2 separate regions of the Homo sapiens genome follow, and region 1 is linked to region 2. A link is a contact called in ENCODE Hi-C or POLR2A ChIA-PET data. All regions are on one chromosome and are shown on one strand. The core of a region is the stretch at or near the end of the contact, and the rest is flanking DNA. Distances in the headings are between cores, read along the strand shown.

Region 1 (2,700 bases), core at 75-2,574, 35 kb after region 2:
TACTTTGACTTGAGGTAGAGTAGGAAGAATGATGTGTAAACACCAAAGAACGTCTCTGCTTTGCTTGAGATGAGTAACTTCAGAATTGCATCCTGTGCCTACAGTCAGATTTCTTCTGAACTGTTGAATGTAGTTTAAAAAAAGAGTTTTCTTAATTTGATATCAAAAACATTTGGAATTTCAAGATCTTAATTTGTTTCAAATTTATCTTCTCATCCAAGTGTTAATTTAATTTTCTCTGTGTTTTCTTTGTTTTTAACAGATAGCAGAATCCTATTTCCAGGAGGAGGACTGTATCCTTTTCTTAATTACAGGAAGAAATTTTTAGAACTCTTACAGAACCATTCATTTTTTTTAATTGAAGTATATTTTACATGTAATAGAATGTACAGATCATATGGTTTCAGTGGTTTTGACAGTTGTATGTACCCGTGTAACCACCTCAGAAAGCAAAATGTAGGAAATTTCTGTCTCTTCACAAAATTTCCTAGAACCATCCAAAGTTTACCTTCATAAATAGGCCTTAATTTTACTAAAATAAGTATTTGTATTTATTTTTTGAAGGAAAATTTGTATTATTTTAATTATTTTTATGTACAGAACACTCAACAGTGTACATTTAACCCAGTTTAGCGGCATGTTCTTTAGCCTTTGCCTTTTTGAGCTTGGCAACGTGCGCCACAGACTTGGGACCCGGGACATTGCCGCCCCCGTGATGGTGAATCTCGTCGTATCTGTCGTTGTAATTGGTCCTGGACTAGACAGCCCAGTCTTGCCTTCCCCTTGGATAATGCAGTAAGGGACCCCCATTTTACGACATAGGGCAGGCAAGAAGACAGCCAGCTGGAAGAAGGCATTAGTGGAAGAGTGTATTTTGACCAAAAGCAGTAAATCTCAAAGCTAGCTTGGTAGCAAGCGAGAGAGAGAGAACTTCTGAGTGATCATGAAGACAAAAAGCTGAACAGTGAGTTTTTCTCTTCCTTTTTTCTGGGTCAGCATTTAGAGCATTGCCCAGAGGAAGGTAGGCAGTTGGACAGTGTATCCTGACCTCACAAGATGCAGATCTGTGTGATACAAATGAGAAGGCTAAAGCTCACAGGATCATTTACAAAGAAGTAGAATCACGTGATAATAATGGAAATCACTGTGGCAAGTTAATTGAGTGTTTACAAAAGACCCATATAAGTTTTTGCCCTGTCATTGTTTAGGCATGTGATCCTTTGGTCTTGTGGGAGAAAAGCATTCAGTGGGAAATAATAAGGATCAAGGTGACTTGAAACAGAAACACTTGACCAGAGAGTCACATAGTTCTTTGACAGAAAGTAAGGAGAGAAATAAAAAAGGGAAACATGTAGATTCCAGGATTCCATGTGGTCCTGTTTCCTTAAATTACTTTTAGTTGACTCCGCAGCAGACATTCCTTGAGCATTAAAACCTTCTTTTAGTTTCTGTTTGCCGATAGTGTGGAATCCAAGTAGCTATTGCATAATATGCCACATTAAAATTTACCTACTTCAAAACCAAGAAACATTACTAGGCTGGGCGCAGTGGCTCACACCTGTAATCCCAGCAATTTGGGAGGCTGAGGCAGGCAGATCGCTTGAGGTCAGGAGTTCAAAACCAGCCTGGCCAACGTGGTGAAACCCCATCTTGACAAAAATACAAAAAGGAGCCGGGCATGATGGTGCATGCCTGTAATCCCAGCTACTCTGGAGGCTGAGGCAGGAGAATCACTTGAATCCAGGAGGGGGAGGTTGCAATAAGCCAAGGTGGCACCACTGCACTCCAGCCTCGGTGACAGAGGGAGACTGTGTCTCAAAAAAAAAAAAAGCTGGACGCAGTGATTCATGCCTGTAATCCCAGCACTTTGGGAGGCCGAGGCAGGCAGATCACGAGGTGAGGAGTTCGAGACGAGCCTGGCTCACATGGTGAAACCCCGTCTCTACTAAAAATACAAAAAAATCAGCCAGGCGCAGTGGTAGGCGCCTGTAGTCTCAGCTACCTGGGAGGCTGAGGCAGGAGAATCGCTTGAACCCGGGAGGTGGAGGTTGTAGTGAGCTGAGATTGCCCCACTGCACTCCAGCCTGGACTACAGAGCAAGATTCCATCTCAAGGAAAAAAAAAAAAAAAGAGAGAAACATTACTTTAGATATGTTTAAATTTAAAAATATTTAGAGTCCTCTCATGTTTTAGTAAGCTGCAAATTTCTCAACATCTATAGGACATTGTTCTTCAAATATGGGAATAATGTAAATAGTGTGGATTTCTATTTTCCTTAAATGTTCTATTCAGATGAGAAAGCAATGAAATTCATTCAGCTAGAACGATTGTATCATGAGCAATTGCTCGCAAATCTTTCTGCCATTCAAGAACAGTGGGGTAAGTACAGACCAACATGGAATGTGGAATTAGCAGTAATCCAACAAGTCACTATCTACAAAATTAACATATTTGACCTGGTTTTATAAATCAGAAAATAGATGTTTCCATAAACAAGTTAATGTTGCAAAGAAAGTAGCATTTTTACCACAAGTCTATTATATTGTGAGAAGACTTTTTTCTTTGTATTTTGCTCTTCATATCAATGCCAAGAAAAGAATACTTGCAACTATTTGCATTTTTCCTAATCACATTTCATGCCCTACTGGCTAATTTAGTCTCTAGGATGATATTTACTTATATTGAAAAGTAATAAGTTAG
Region 2 (2,700 bases), core at 127-2,626:
AATTGTAGCACTTTAAGAAGCCAAGGTGGAGGATTGCTTGAGCCAAGGAGTTTGTGACCAGCCTGGGCAACACAGGGAGACCTCATCTCTACAAAAAGTAAAATAATTAGCTGGGCATGGTGGCACGTGCCTGTAGTCCCAGCTACTTGGGAGGCTGAGGTGGGAGGATCACAGCAGCAGTGAGCTGCATGGTTGCACCACTGCACCCCAACTTGGAGACAGAGTGAGATCCTGTCTCAAAAAAAAAAAAAGAAAAAGAAAAAATTTTTCACTGTAGTTAAAATGGCAAAGCTTTAGGTAAATATTATCCTAAAAACTAATGACCATTACTTATTTATTATTATTTTTCACATTCTTACCTGGGGGGAGAAAAACAATGGAAATTAATGTGTTTTTTAAACAGTTTTATTAAGATGTAATTCATATACATGCAATTCACCTACTTAAAATATATAATTCACTGATTTTTGGTATACTCACAGGGATGTGTAACCATCAGCAGTCAATTTTAGTATGTTTTCTTCACCACACAAAGCAGCCACTTACATATTAGCACCCACTTCTTACTTCCACTTAGACATCCTAACCTGAGGCAGCCATTAATCTACTTACTTTTTCTACAGATTTGTCTACTCTGAACATTGCATATTAGTGGAATCATACAATAGAAGGTCTTTGACTGGCTTCTTTCATTTAACATGTTTTCATGGTTGACCCATTTTGTAGCATATATCAGTACTTTGTTCCTTTTTGTGGTCAGATAATATTCTGTTGCATGGATAGACCGTATTTCATTTATACATCAGCTGAGGGATGTTTGGGTTCTTTCCACTTTTTGACTATTCTATGGACATTGCTGTACAAGTTTTTGTAGAGACATGTGTTTTCATTTCTCTTCGTTATATATCTCTAGGAGTGGAATTGCTGGATCATATGGTAACTTTATGCCAAACAGTTTTCCAAAGCAACTGCACCATTTTACAGTCCTGCCAGCACTGTATGAGGGTTACAGTTTCTCTCCATCTTCACCAACACCTGTTAATATCTGACTATTTGATTATCTCCATGTAGTTTTAAAAAACTTGTAATTCGTATACCATAAAATTCACCTTTTTAAAGGGTACAATTTAGTGGTTTTAGTATATTCACAAAGTTGTACAATTTAATTCCAGAACATTTTATCCTCCAGGAAGAAATCACGTACCCATTAGCAGTCACTCCTCATTCTTCCCTTCCCCAAGCGGTGGCTACCACTGTCCCATAAAGTTTGTATATTTGTATGAGACAAGTTTAGATGATGTGTTTTATGGTTGTCGTAACAACACTAGATATTTACTCAGCGCTAGTCACCATAGTATCAAAGCATTTAACAAAACAGTTCAGCAAATGGCGGGAAGCCAGAAATAGGCAGCACATGGAAACTGGGAAGGGAAGACCTTTCTCAATTGACCTGCCACTATCAGTGCCCTGACTTGTTTCTCTGGAGGCCTTCACAGTGTGGCCAGCTGAAGGATGACAAGGAGGCTAGAACCTTAAAAAGCCTGAGTCAGGCTGGTGTAGTGAGAACAAAGACTTTGGATTTGAATCTTGGTTATTTGAGTCTCGGTTCTGCCTGTTCTTACCTATATGATCTTAGAAAAGGAGCTCATTTCCCTGAACCCCTTTTCTCATCTGTAAGGAAGGCTGATCCTACATGTCTTGCAGGATTGTCCTTAGAATGAATGACTCTGTATGTAAAGCACTTTGTAAAGTACCCAGCATAAAACAGCTTCTTCTAAATGGTAGTTGTTGTGTTTATGTGTGTCACAAGATGGTATTTATTTATTTATTTATTTATTTAAGACAGGATTTTGTTCTGTCACCTAGGCTGGAGTGCAGTGGCGTGCTCGTGGCTCAAAAACATCCTCAAGTTCCCAGGCTCAGGTGATTCTCTCACCTCAGCCTCCCAAGTAGCTGGGACTACAAGCGCATGCCGCTGCGCTCAGCTGAATTTTTTTTTTTTTTTTGTAGTGGCGGGTTTTTGTCATGTTGCCCAGGCTGGTCCTGAATTCCTAGGCTCAAGCCATCCACCAGCTTTGGCCCCCTAAAGTGCTAGGATTAGAGGCAGGAGCCACTGCACCAGCTACACAAGATGATTTCTGAGTGGCGTGACTGGGAGTACCATTAAGCAAAATTAAGAAATTAATTTGATTTGACTTTAAGTCCATTTTACTTCTTTTGTCAGTACTTTTTTTTATTTCCTAGGAACTTTTTAATACTGTCTCTTTTCAGATGTACCTGTCCCTGCCCCATTCCCCTAATGTACATTCCTAAAAATATATTTCCAGTTCCATACTAGTTTAATGTCAGATGCAACCTGCTTTTTGGGATGTTAACTGATATCAAAAGTAATAACTAGTAATGCCATAAAATATGAATCCCCAAAGGCCTATTTGCATTTTTATATATTGACTTCGGCTATAGTAGAACATTGATAGCTGGCCTCTAAATCAGCTTTATGGAGACAATTGGGTAATATCTGTACTGGCCAGAGTTGAGATCCCTGAGATTGGTGGGGACTGTGGTGAACAGGAGTCTACATCATGCCCTGCCTAAGTGCATTCAAATTTTTAAAATGTAAATGCCTGGCTAAGCCCCTGTAAGCAGAATGATAGGGACTGGGGTTGATGTTTTGTGATTGTAACCCATTCTACTCACTAG

The links. A loop is a pair of places that touch in the nucleus more often than their neighbours do. ChIA-PET counts read pairs that join two places held with the same protein, here RNA polymerase II (POLR2A). Pooled maps may share reads with other maps.
Region 1: a map of IMR-90 shows a loop between it and region 2 (2.0-fold over the local background). The contact joins two enhancer-like sites. A Hi-C loop is called at or near these places in 3 of 168 maps with a recorded cell type or tissue (IMR-90, PC-9 and naive thymus-derived CD4-positive, alpha-beta T cell), 13 of 37 single-sample maps with no recorded cell type and 13 of 50 pooled maps. POLR2A ChIA-PET finds 5 or more read pairs at or near these places in 6 of 52 experiments (A549, AG04450, BJ and 3 more).

The regions. Positions count from the first base shown.
Region 1 is chr1:246,631,632-246,634,331 of GRCh38, forward strand. It overlaps CNST (consortin, connexin sorting protein), which reads left to right. Exons shown (of 11, transcript NM_152609.3): 4 at 263-293; 5 at 2,293-2,379. It also overlaps the pseudogene RPL7AP82. Among named protein-coding and RNA genes, the nearest start is that of CNST, 67 kb to the left of the region's middle. RefSeq lists an enhancer at 2,452-2,700. Within about 2 kb of position 1,325, at least 2 of the 41 ENCODE cell types and tissues checked have a DNase peak (open chromatin) inside an H3K27ac peak, as active enhancers do.
Region 2 is chr1:246,596,160-246,598,859 of GRCh38, forward strand. All of the region lies in intron 2 of CNST (consortin, connexin sorting protein), which reads left to right. Among named protein-coding and RNA genes, the nearest start is that of CNST, 31 kb to the left of the region's middle. Within about 2 kb of position 1,377, at least 7 of the 41 ENCODE cell types and tissues checked have a DNase peak (open chromatin) inside an H3K27ac peak, as active enhancers do.